Linked DNA regions of Homo sapiens: regions 1 and 2 are each linked to region 3. The links are chromatin contacts, found by Hi-C or POLR2A ChIA-PET in ENCODE. All regions are on one chromosome and are shown on one strand. Each heading gives the region's core, a stretch centred on a gene start or an enhancer-like site at or near the end of the contact. The rest is flanking DNA. Distances are from core to core; before and after follow the strand shown. Region 1 overlaps PELI2 (pellino E3 ubiquitin protein ligase family member 2). Region 2 overlaps FBXO34 (F-box protein 34). Region 3 has its middle 11 kb from the start of LINC00520.

Region 1 (3,935 bases), core at 1,413-3,912, 390 kb after region 3:
TTCTGGATTAAGAAAGGCTGGTCTCAGTCCTCTGAGCCTCTGTCTTCCCAGAGTTGGAGGCACATTTCAAGACCGTCTGTCCCCAGCCCAAGACAGAGGGTAGTGAGATGCCCCCAGATGGGAGTATGGGCTGGAAGAAATGCTGATTTTCTCTATTACCTCGATCAGTTGAAGCTACCTCCTCCTTGAATTTAACCCATTATCTGATTTGACAAGAATTTATTTTGCTAAAACCCTGATTGTGGCCATGATTGCTAATTTCAAAGAATAAAAAAAATGCAGGGAAGTTGGGGAGGGAAGGGCCTACAGAAGGAATAGCAGAGATTGGACAGAAGGGAAATATTGTTTCCTAAAACCTGACAATGGGAAAGGAAAAAGAGAAGAAGCTGCAAGCAAATACTTAGTCATACATACCAAAATAGACTTGAAATAATTTAAATCAGCCAAATACCTCCACTAGTGATACATGCAACTGAATTACATTGACCAGTTTATAGGTTTAAAAAATCCATATGAGTTAATCTCAAATATGTTAATGACCAATATTTTAAAATTTTATCAAGTTTCTGACTTTTAAAACACGCTTCTGATAAAGAATTGGAATTTTTAATGTAGAAAAAATGTTTTAAGTTAATGTGAGATTTTTAAAGGGAAGTCAGCCTCCTTTTTTGCCAAAATAAAGGAGTATATAATTTGCCCCAGTTATGATGCCATTTTCCTAGAATGTTAGGAAGATTCTGATTCCTCCTGTTCACTTTTCCCAATGTGAAAACTGAGACCTAGAGTTACAGGACCTTTCTAGGATTGCTTAGCTAGCTTGAGCCTTGAGCTCTTGTTAATTTTTTCATTGTTGGGGGGTCTTAATTTGGCTTAAGAAGTTGATACAAGTCTTTTACAACGTTGTTCTTTTTTTAAATCTAGTAATTGTTTCTGAACTTTATGGACTTGTACGTCGTAGGAAGCACTGATAAAAATGCAGCTGAGTGTCAGATGCTTTTATTACCTGGAAGCTGGGGCCCTGACTATGAATACACAGTTTACTTCCCACTCGGGCAGCAAGTTTCCTGGCATGTGTCTGCCTCTCTCCCTGCAGGCTCAGGTGCCCCTGTTCCTGTCGTCAGCATCCGGCCCTGCACTGCTGTTGCCCTCTGAATCTCCTCTGTCTTTCCTGTCTTTGGCTGTGGTCTCTTCACTACCTACCCTGTCCAATCTAAGTGAGAAAGCTGCATCACGCTTAAGGTTTTCTTTCCTTAATACCAGGCCCCACTGCCCCAGTGAGTGCCCAGATCCTGCAGAATCTGCTTCTTCACCAGTCGCCATCCCTAGCATGGACATTTGCAGTGGACATTTGTGAATGGACTGATGGATGAGCCACTGATAGTGTTCCCTTCACTGCAGGCCTTAGTATATTCATGCCTGTTAGATGTGACACTTAAGTGCTAAATATACTTTGAAGGTAATGTGGAACCCTCTCTCCATCACATGAAGCATGTCTGCTCAGGGGCATCCCTTCACCCCGCTGAAAAGCTTGAATAATTCTCCATGGTAACTGGATAAGGCAGCCCTGGATAAGGCAGCCCCACGTCCAGAGACTGGCACATGAAGTCTTTCACAGAATGCCCCCCGCCCCGCCCATACCCTTCTAGCCTCCTTTCCACCAGTGCCCATTCCTCTGCCTCAAAATTCAGTCAATGGAGAATTGTAAAAGATTAGTACATTTAGGATCTTGTCTTTTATGTAAGTGAAAATAAGGACCGAGTGTTGATGCTTTGGATTCAAGAGCCAGCTGTGCAAAATTAAAGTATCCTATTATTCACTGTGTGTAATGATGACCCTAATGAATGTGGGATAATTCACTTCCCATTGATGAGAATTCAGTCTAAAACTGTAAACTAGATGCTCATTAATTTAATGCTTTTCCTTGACACATGTTTTGTTTCTACAGCTGTTAGTGAAATGTTTTTAGGCATCTGTGCAGGTGGAAGGATGCATGCAAGCTAAATAAGTCTAGAGGACGAAGAGAATCTCTTTGGTATTCCTTATAACCATCCTTCTAAAAGGGGATCCCCAACCCCCTTCAAAAGCATGCTTCTGGAAGTCTCTTGTGGCTCAGTCTCTACCCTGTTTACTTGTCATATTGTGTCTTTATGTCTGCTTCTCACCATTTTGCCATTCTCATTTTCTAGTAGGGACGTGGGCATGGAGAGACAAAACACCGGAACTGCCAGGAGAGAGCAGAGCTTCCCCTTCCTGTGAGCAGCCCTGGGTGGTCCTACCCCCTCCCCTCACAGCTGGTTTGAGGCTGAAGCAGCTTTCCACTGCATCTGTCCACCGAGGCAGTTCTGAAGCTAGTTGGGCCTTTTAATGGCCGTAAAACAGAATTGCTGTGTGGAAGGCCTTTCAGCAATTTAGCTAAAGGCTTTAGAGGCAGTGGAGATCTTTTCACTTACGAATAGTGGCACTAATGAAACAGGTGGGGATACCTTTCCTCTAAATGCTGCCATTCTCTGTGTTCAAACACTGCAAACCCCTCATCCGGAGAAACTTTCCCACCTTGGCTGTGTTAGTCCATATTAAACCGTTTGTTAAGTTTGGGAGCGGTTCTACAGAGATCTTCTGGTTGTTTAAATGTGAATCAGATGTCAAAAAGCCTAATCTGCCCAGCTGGCAGTTTGGGCCCCAGTCTCAGAGGCTGCACATGTGCGCAAGCCGTGATTGGCAGGTGTGGTTTCAGGCAGCATGTGACAGTGCTCCGGACAGGAGAGCATGGCCTCTGCAAGTGTATTCCCAGCTGGCAGGATGTGGCTTTTATTTAACTGCAAAATGTCAGTTTATCATTACTGGGCGTGGGTAGAGAAGGAGGGACTCTGTACAATTAAGTGTTTACTCAGCAGGTGACTACAATAAGTACAGAAATGGTTAAAATGTTATGACTGTGATTTTTAAGTACAATTTCTAGGATTGTGGAGGTTACATTGTATAAATAGGATTAATACCAAATGAATTTAAAGGCTACAGAGAAGAGATTCCCTAGGAGTAACTCCCCACCCCTCCTTAAAATAACGATGTCTGTTTCTTTCCAAAGCATGTTTTCGTTTTGTTTTTGTTTTGAGGGGTTTTTCGGTGAAATTGTGAACCCTGAAACTAGTGTGTCTGGCATTTATTTCTGGAGAAGGCCCTTCTAAGTCTGTGTTTACTAAGCAATTTGAGCCACAGAAAACTTTTAGTCTCTGATAATTTGATATCTGGTGATGAGACAGTAATTACATCACTATTTCTAGGTTGGTAATCTTTGCTTTGGAAAATGTGTAATCCTCTGCTTCAGACATACTCAGTGTGGATCCATCACAGATGTGGCTGAAAGAAAAAAATCTGCAACCTCTTGCTTTTGTACATTCTTTTCTCTTGCCAAAGCTGTCTTGCCCTCTGCACTGTGATTGTATTATACTGCCCATTTGAAAAATGGCCGATAGGATCATTTTAAAATCATAATCTTTAAAAAATATTTTTACTTTAGGAACGTTTGTCTTAATTTTTGCCGATATGGTGTGTTAAGATTAGAATCTGTTAATTTCCTGACATTTATTAACTACGTGATATTTAAATTCCTTGCCTATTTTTGAATTGTATTGTTTGACTTCTGTTTTTTAATTTGTAGAATCTGTTATATGTGTTGCATATATTTTGTTTATCTTTTAACTTTGTTCATGGTGTCTCATCTCATACTTGAGTTGGGTATAATCAAATCTGGAATTTTCTCACTTAAGCTTTATAAGTTTCTTGTTTTGCATAAGAAGTGCTTATCTATCTCAAGGTTTATGTAACATATTTTTTCAGATACTTTAAGTATTTTATTCTAGGTGTTTAGATTTTTCTTGCATTAGAATTTTTTGTTTATTTAATTAATATTAATTGAGCATCTGCTGTGTGCCAGG
Region 2 (4,197 bases), core at 1,281-3,780, 470 kb before region 3:
TGTCTGTATATTTTAGTATTTAAAGGATGTGGTTTGGTGCTTTGAAAATGAGAGGGAGGTCACCTAACTCATAGCTGAATGCCTGCGTGTCTAGATTGTTCCGTCCTGGAGGTTATTAACAACATGAAAGTTGTTTTTATTCTAGTTAAACTGATAGTATTAAGTTAAATAACTTTATTGTGGAAGTGTTTGTTTACACATGGCTGCTGAGTAGAATTTTCCTTAAAATCTGATTACATAGGAATGTTTTAGTAAATAGAGTGCTGGAAAAAAGCTGCTACACAAGCCAGAGCCTGTTGTGCTTTGCAGAACAGTAACCAAGATGAAGAGTGGCCTCTTTTTCTCCACCTTTTCCACCGCTCATCTCAGAGAAAGCAGGGCGCTAATCAGGTGGAGCTGCTTAATTGCATTAAGTTCATGGGCTGCTCAAGGGTTGATTAGTCAGACTCATAAACTTCCAGTTATGAGATGCTTGCTGACTGGCTGGTTTAAGTCCTTAGGGTTTGATGCACATTCACTCTAATGAGTACTTACATGTACAGGGCACTGTGCTGTGTGCCCTGTGATGGACACAGAAAAGAATAAGATTACTTCTATCTTGAAGACAGGGTAGAACCTGGGAAGTGTCCCAGGGTAGAAACTGGGAAGGCACAGTTCTGGGAATTCAACGGAGGCATGTAGTTAGTAGCCATTGGGTAATATTGATGGGGTGGGGGTGGGGCAGTAGATGTGATCTGGGCAACGAGGAGCCAGTTGGAGAAGTGGTTTCAGTAGTTGCAGTGGGTAAAGCATGATAAAGATGCTCACAAAGCAGAGAGGAAAAGTAAAATTGACAGGATCAGGCCACTGTGAACATGAAGGGCAAGTTAGAGGAACTCAGGCGGAAGCTCTTCATCAGGAGCCCTGGAGCTTTCCCCAAAATCCTACCAAAATCACTTATGTATGTGCTTTGGTATTTTTGGGTGGCAGAGAACTTAGACCTTTTCTCACATGTTCGGAAGGGTCCAGCATCCAAAAAAGATTGACCACTGCTGCGCTGAGTTTTCATCCATTGGTGACAAGATGGTCAGACTTCTAGAGAAATAAGGTAGTTTTGTGGTAGAACAAACTCTTCCTTGTGGGAGGTATAGTGGGATTTGGGGAATAGGGTTTATGAAATGGTCCCCAGAGTGGGATGGCTTGCCTTTTCAAACTGGGTTTCCCACCCAGCAAGTTAAGTTGACCCATTGCAGTGGATTGAGTGGAGGGCAGGTGAAGGGCAGGTGTTTTCAAGTCAAAGGAGTTCAGGTGAAGGGCAGGTGCTTTTAGTCAAAGGAGTTCCTTAGCATTATTTCCTCCTTTATTTGGAGATCAGATTGAAGATGTAGGGGACTAGAATGCAGTTGTAGTTTGTGGTGTTTACTTTTTATGGAAAAGTGCCTCTTATGTGAAAAGTCTTCTGTGCTTGATCCTGGGGGTAGGGGGGTTATAAAAATGTCATACCTGGGATCCTGCCCTTAAGGAGTTGATGGTAGGTAATGCTTTCCTTTGGCTTTTTGTTCATCTTGAGTCTGTGTATGTTCAGTTATCTTCAGCCATTTCCTGGGCAATGGGAAACATTTCTGTTAAAACAAACTTCTGACTTTGATCTGTGACTTATATTTCTTTTTAGATAATGAAGAACCACTGGGATTAGAGGGTGTATAAAATACAATAATAAGTATAGTGTATGTAGGAACCTCTGTACAACCAATTTGGTGACTTTTAGGCAACTCATTTGACTATTTGACTGTTTGTTACATGAGTGTGCATTTGGCTTTGTTTAAAATTCCTCTATAAAGCACATTTTAAAAAATGACCCAGTACTTAGTATATAAGATGAACTGCCATTTGTATAATTGATCATTTAAAAATGCTTATTATACTTTTAATCAATCAGTTTCCATGTTTATGAAATGGGAATAATTATTATATCTAGCTCATAGAATTGTCCTGAAGATGAAATTTATATCCATATATACATAATGAAGCTCTTTAGAGCAATGTATAACTACATGCCAACTGTTCAAAAAATATTAATGGCTACATCACTATTAATATTTTAAAATTAGTACTGTCATTTTCCCTTCCTACATGACTGAATGTAGGAGGTGACTATTTTTGTTATAAAAGGATTTCCAATGAGATACCTTTGAATGGTAAAATTTCCTATGCATTTATTTAAATGTTTATATATATATGTCTTTAAAGTATGAAAGTTAAGTGCACTTATACAAGGCAGATTCAGGTACTAATTAAACTGCTCATTTAGATTACAGAATGAGGGACTGAAAATTATATGTATTTAATTAGGAATTGGATTGATTGGTCTTGACTGCTGTTGTCTTTCAGTTCTTTTTTATTGTTATACTTCCCATGTGTTTGTCTCCTTTTCTTTTTATCTTTTAAAAATTGCTTTCTGATTTATTTCCTGTTCAGTTTTCAGTAATGGGTGTAGAATAGGGCAAGAACTTATGTTGGTGCCCGTTGTTTGAACCAGGAAGGAGCAACTGCATCAGACAGCCTGGGGCTCAGTTGGGAGGGACTTCAGATCAGTCCCTGCAGAGCTGCCTGGCCCAGGGAACCACTGAATTCCAGTTTCCTAACTCCAAATCGGACAGTTTGTGGGTCTACACTGTATGTACATAATGAACATTTTAAGGCTCATTCATCCAGTGTTTTCCACATGCTCCCATTTGTTTAGTTCTCCTTTTTAAAAACCAATAATTATGGAAAAATTTAGCTATGTACAGAAATAGTAGTGAGAAACCCCCCACTTAGCCATCATGCAGCTTCAGCAGTTGATCATCTCATAGCCAGTCTTGTTTGCTCAATACTCCCAACCATTTCTTTTCTCCCATTTTATTTTGCAGGAAATCCCAGACATTATATCATTTAATCTAAAAGTATTTCAGGATGTATCTGTAAGAGATGAGGACTCAAAAATGCATACACACATTTTGAGAACTTCCCAGAAATGTAAAAAAAAAAAATGCTATACACATATAGAATATATACATGCACGCACACACACACACACACACACACACATATATACTATTTTATGGTCTGTCTGACTCAGAATCCTATGTGGTGTGTTTGGTTGGTAGGTCTCTTCACTCTTTTTTTTATTTTATTTTTTTTTTTTTTTTGAGACAGTCTCACTCTGTCGCCCAGGCTAGAGTGCAATGACACTATCTTGGCTCACTGCAACCTCCACCTCCTGGACTCGAGATCCTCTTGCCTTAGCCTCCTGAGTAGCTGGGACCACAGATGTCCACCACTGTGCCTGGCTAATTTTTGTATTTTTAGTAGAGACAGGGTCTCACCATGTTGCCCAGGCTGGTCTCTAACTCCTGAACTCAAGGGATTCACTCACCTTAGCCTCCCAAAGTGCTGGGATTACAGGCATGAGCCACTGCACCTGGTCCATGCTTATGGTTATATTTTAATGCTATTTTCTTCTATTCTCTAGCATTTCTCATTCTATGGAACAATTTTTTGTAAATAAATCCGTTATAAATTGACACCACAACAGTATATCTGTGCATGTTCTCTTCCATGTGTTCTGTATAGTTGTACCAGCCTTACTCTTTGATAATGTCATCGTCCTCAGGCCTCCGCTCAAGACTATCATATTCAATTTTTGAAGTCTCTTTTTGCCAAAAATAAAACTTGAATGTTTCTAATGATGGCTGCTTTTATTGCTAAGTTGATTTCAATACATTAGAAAATTACAGATTTGGAAATGAAAAGACTAAGGAATTGATGCATCTCTCTCAAATGTGCCTTGAGGGCAGAAATTCCTCAGTTTTGTTCATGCTGAAGCCGCAGGCTAGCACAATATCCGACACTTAGAGGGAAGTTAAATATTTGATAAACAAATGAATTTAATTTTAAGTAAGGTGTCAAACTTGAGGCATCCAGAATTGAACCTGAAGCCACAGTTCTGCCTCCTTTCACAGTCACACATCTTATACTCCACTTACCACTTGAAGATAAGCTTGCTGAGGAGTACCCTGCCATGGGCCCTTCAGAATCTCCTTTCCTCATTGCATAGTGTAGTGGTAAGAGCGTAGGCTTTGACTCCTGACCGCACACATATTGAGCTCTATGATATGCTTCCTGTGCGAACTTAGCAAGTTTCTTAACTTGCCTCTGATTCAGTTTCTCCATCTA
Region 3 (4,335 bases), core at 618-3,117:
TCATAGCTGAGGTTGAATCATGTGACTTATCGGACATCTTTGTCTGCCCTACTTTTAGGTGACACAGCTAGGAAGAACAGTCACTCGTCCCCAGCCCAGCTGGAGGGCTGAGCCACGTGTCTATAGAGTATCAGTGACCTTCAGCCCCTGCTGCTTGTAACAAGTGTAGGGCCAGGTTCAGTTGTGTGGTATTGGCAGGGAAGGGGGAGAAGGAAAAGGGGGAAAGAAATAACCCTTTTGAAAGGAGTAGTCCTTATTTGAGAAATAGGAGGCATTCATTTTTGGTGCATTTCTTTCTTCCACACTTCCCTGTGGTGCCTTCAAAGGCCTGGCCTTGCCCGTGCTCTGGGCTCCTCTCCACTCCTTCAGGACCAGCTAAGCTGGAAACTAGTGAGCACTGGGAGGTGACCAAGTGCAAATGGGTTAACATGTTGCTAATGATAATAGCTAATACTTGTTGAGCGCTCACTTTGTATAGGCACTCTGCTAAGGACGGCACAAGAATTACTTTGTCTAATTATCTCAACAATCCCAGGAATTAGGCACTATAATTAGTTCTATTTTTAAGATAAGAAGCTGAGACACAAATGTTAACTTTCCCAAGATCACACTAGTAAGGAGTCGGGCCAGTATGTTTTTAACAAATGTTAATTCGGTACCTTCTATGTGGTATGAACCCCAAATATCAGAGAGAGGTCTCAGTTAATTTAGGAAGTTTATTTTGCCAAAGGACGCATGCCCATGACACAGCCTCAGGAGGTCCTAATGACATGTGCTCAAGGTGGTTGGGGCACAGCTTGGTTTTATACATTTTAGGGAGATGTAAGACATCAATCGATATATGTAAGAAGTACATTGGTTCTGTCCAGAAAGGTGAGACAACTCAAAGCGGGGAGGGGGCTTCCAGGACATAGGTAGGTAAGAGACAAATGGTTGCATTCTTTTGAGGTTCTGATTAGCCTCTTGAAAGGAGGCAGTCAGATTTGCATTTATCTTGGTGAGAAGAGGAATGACTTTGAGTTCTGTCTGTCCTTTGTACACAAGGAAATTCCTTGTGAGGAAGGTATGTAGGTTTTTTTAAAAAATTATTTTATTTTGTTTTATTTTATTATTATTTTTTAATTTAGTAGCTTTTTCAGGAACAGAATGTGAGGTAGGTTTGCCCTAAGCAGTTCCCAGCTTGACTTTTCCCTTTGGCTTAGTGGTTTTGGAATCCCAAGATTTATTGTCCTTTCACAGTGCAAGGCATTTATTCTAGGTGAACAAGACAGGCTCCCCCTCTAGCAGGTAAGGTCAGGTAAAAATCCAAGAGGCAAACCTAGGAGCAAACTCTAAGATTGTGATTAGTACCATGCAGATAATTAAAGGACTGAAGTGCTGGAGCTGCTCAGTGGCCCTTTTCACCTAGGGGATCAGAGAAGGAAGGCTTTTTAGGAAAGGTGACATTGACACTGCAGTCTTAGGTCAAGAAGCCAGCCTCTGAAGATGCTGGGGAAGAGAATTTCTGCAAACAGTTGCTGCAGACAACATAGCTGAGGCAAGGACAGAAAGGAGAGGGAGAGACTCCATGAGAAGAGGGAAGGGAGACGGGGCCCTTCCAGTGACTCCCATGTCACATTTTTCATGTGCCTTTCAAAACTGAAAGGGGCCCTGAGGCTCTCCTGTAGAAATTAGGACAGGCGGGTAGGTCTTGTGGTTAACAATGTGACGAGGACCAGGGCTCCCAGGGTGGGACCTGGTTCACACCCAGCCTGCTCCTGGGCTTGGCACTCTGAGCTCATCTGGGAGGCCAGGCTGTGCTTCAGCGTAGGAGTTACCCAGAGGTGTGGTCAGAGGGCTTTGTATCAGGCCCACGTTATCTCCACTCTTGGCAGGACAAGGTCTGCACAGCCGTCTCTGGGCTTGGTGCCAGCATCTCTCATTGAAAAACAGTGGCACTGATTGTAATGATGTTTTGCAAAGGAAACAAGAGAGAGAACGTGACGTGGGCTGAGATGATAGCTCACCACATTTCAGGCCCGGGCGAGTTCCGGTAGCAAAGGTTCGAACTCCTCCCTGAGAGTGTTTCCAGGAAACCCCAGGGTGTGAAACTATAGTGCCAGATGTTCTAGTAAAACGAAAACTTCCCAGAACAAATAATAACAATAACAGAAGGGTAAATTAGTCTCGTAGATATGAGAGAGAGTGAGCGAGCTCCAACACTGTAACTAGCAGGCACCTGAGTGGTTCTGGACAAATTCCATATGCCACATGTCTTGTTTCCTTCTATCCTCTAACCCTTCTCCTCTCTGTGATTTATGGGACCAGCCCGTCTGAACTGCTGAGAAAGCGATCTCAAAGAGGCAAGCAGCTGGCAAAAGGGGATGTGCAGCCTCCCACAAACAACACATTTCACACATTAAAAAAGACACTCCTGATGGCATGTGTAGACCACATGGTCAAGGCAAAGCTCGCCATCTAGGTCCTGAGCTATAGCTCTGTGCTATGGAAGGTGGCGTATGTGGCACACTATGCCAGCAATATCCCAAGGTGCTTGAATGGAACAGCTCTCCCAAACAGACAGAGTTGTGTGAGTTGCTTTGCAGAACAAATGCCTGAGAAAAGGGGGATACATGTGAGGGCTGAGGACTGTGAAGAGCTGTTAAGCAAACATCATCTACGTTAGGTGCTTTAAAAGTAGGTCAGGAAATTTTCATGTTCATGCCAATTCCACTGTAAACCTGGATTTCCTTAATGCCTAAGTCTTAAGATGTTCTGATAAAATCATTGCAATCTGGGCAAAGGTGAGGGTTTCACTGGGATGGACTCTCCTAGTTTCCTTGTGTTTGGTGATGGGAAGAACAATGAATGTGTCACAGATGTGCATGGGATCAAGTAGGGACTCTGTGCACAATGGTGTGTGTTGTTCCCTGCACAAAGATGTTTGGCCAAGGGGATGAAAGTGGGACTGAAACCCCTAGCCAGCATCCTTGGCAAAGTTATTTTCTCTGGTATGGGTCTGTCAGTCCAAGGAAGGGACACATTTTAAAAATTGGTTCTTCTAGCAGGATACTGTTTCTAATTCCCACAAAGATGATATTTTATGAATTCTTTTCATGAAGAAAAATACTTTCCATACCACTTTTCTATGATATGAATCTCTTCCTTCACTCCCCACCAGTTTTTTTTTTTAATTATTATACTTTAAGTTCTAGGGTACATGTGCACAATGTAAAGGTTTGTTACATATGTATGCATGTGCCATGTTGGTGTGTTGCACCCATTAACTTGTCATTTACATTAGGAATGTCTCCTAATGCTATCCCTCCCCCCTCCCCCCACTCCACAACAGGCCCCAGTGTGTGATGTTCCCCACCCTGTGTCCAAGTGTTTTCATTGTTCAATTCCCACCTGTGACTGAGAACATGTGGTGTTTGGTTTTCTATCCTTGTGATAGTTTGCTCAGAATGATGGTTTCCAGCTTCACCTATGTCCCTACAAAGGACATGAACTCATCCTTTTTTATGGCTGCATAGTATTCCATGGTGTATATGTGCCACATTTTCTTAATCCAGCCTATCATTGTTGGACATTTGGGTTGGTTCCAAGTCTTTGCTATTGTGAATAGTGCTGCAATAAACATACGTGTTCATGTGTCTTTATAGCAGCATGATTTATAATTCTTTGGGTATACACCCAGTAATGGGATGACTGGGTCAAATGGTATTTCTAGTTCTAGATCCTTGAGGAATTGCCACACTGTCTTCCACAATGGTTGAATTAGTTTACAGTCCCACCAACAGTGTAAAAGTGTTCCTATTTCTCCACATCCTCTCCAGCACCTGTTGTTTCCTGACTTTTTAATGATTGCCATTCTAACTGGTGTGAGATAGTATCTCATTGTGGTTTTGATTTGCATTTCTCTGATGACCAGTGATGATAAGCATTTTTTCATGTGTCTGTTGGCTGCATAAATGTCTTCTTTTGAGAAGTATCTGTCCATATCCTTCGCCCACTTTTTGATGGGGTTGTTTGATTTTTTCTTGTAAATTTGTTTAAGTTCTTTGTAGATTCTGGATATTAGCCCTTTGTCAGATGGATAGATTGTAAAAATTTTCTCCCATTCTGTAGGTTGCCTGTTCACTCTGATGGTAGTTTCTTTTGCTGTGCAGAAGCTCTTTAGTTTAATTAGGTCCCATTTGTTAATTTTGGCTTTTGTTGACATTGCCTTTGGTGTTTTAGTCATGAAGTCTTTGCCCATGCCTATGTCCTGAATGGTATTGCCTAGGTTTTCTTCTAGGGTTTTTATGGTTTTAGGTCTAACATTTAAGTCTTTAATCCATCTTGAATTAATTT

What was found. A loop is a pair of places that touch in the nucleus more often than their neighbours do. ChIA-PET counts read pairs that join two places held with the same protein, here RNA polymerase II (POLR2A). Pooled maps may share reads with other maps.
Region 1: a map with no recorded cell type shows a loop between it and region 3 (7-fold over the local background). The contact joins two enhancer-like sites. A Hi-C loop is called at or near these places in 8 of 37 single-sample maps with no recorded cell type and 3 of 50 pooled maps.
Region 2: a map of natural killer cell shows a loop between it and region 3 (6-fold over the local background). The contact joins two enhancer-like sites. A Hi-C loop is called at or near these places in 1 of 168 maps with a recorded cell type or tissue (natural killer cell) and 4 of 50 pooled maps. POLR2A ChIA-PET finds 5 or more read pairs at or near these places in 1 of 52 experiments (activated T-cell).

The regions. Positions count from the first base shown.
Region 1 is chr14:56,193,154-56,197,088 of GRCh38, forward strand. All of the region lies in intron 2 of PELI2 (pellino E3 ubiquitin protein ligase family member 2), which reads left to right. Among named protein-coding and RNA genes, the nearest start is that of PELI2, 77 kb to the left of the region's middle. Within about 2 kb of position 2,663, at least 8 of the 41 ENCODE cell types and tissues checked have a DNase peak (open chromatin) inside an H3K27ac peak, as active enhancers do.
Region 2 is chr14:55,333,826-55,338,022 of GRCh38, forward strand. The region is part of intron 1 of FBXO34 (F-box protein 34); the gene reads left to right. Among named protein-coding and RNA genes, the nearest start is that of FBXO34-AS1, 64 kb to the left of the region's middle. Within about 2 kb of position 2,531, at least 5 of the 41 ENCODE cell types and tissues checked have a DNase peak (open chromatin) inside an H3K27ac peak, as active enhancers do; they include natural killer cell, where a contact is called at or near this core.
Region 3 is chr14:55,805,389-55,809,723 of GRCh38, forward strand. No RefSeq gene overlaps it. Among named protein-coding and RNA genes, the nearest start is that of LINC00520, 11 kb to the left of the region's middle. Within about 2 kb of position 1,868, at least 17 of the 41 ENCODE cell types and tissues checked have a DNase peak (open chromatin) inside an H3K27ac peak, as active enhancers do; they include natural killer cell, where a contact is called at or near this core.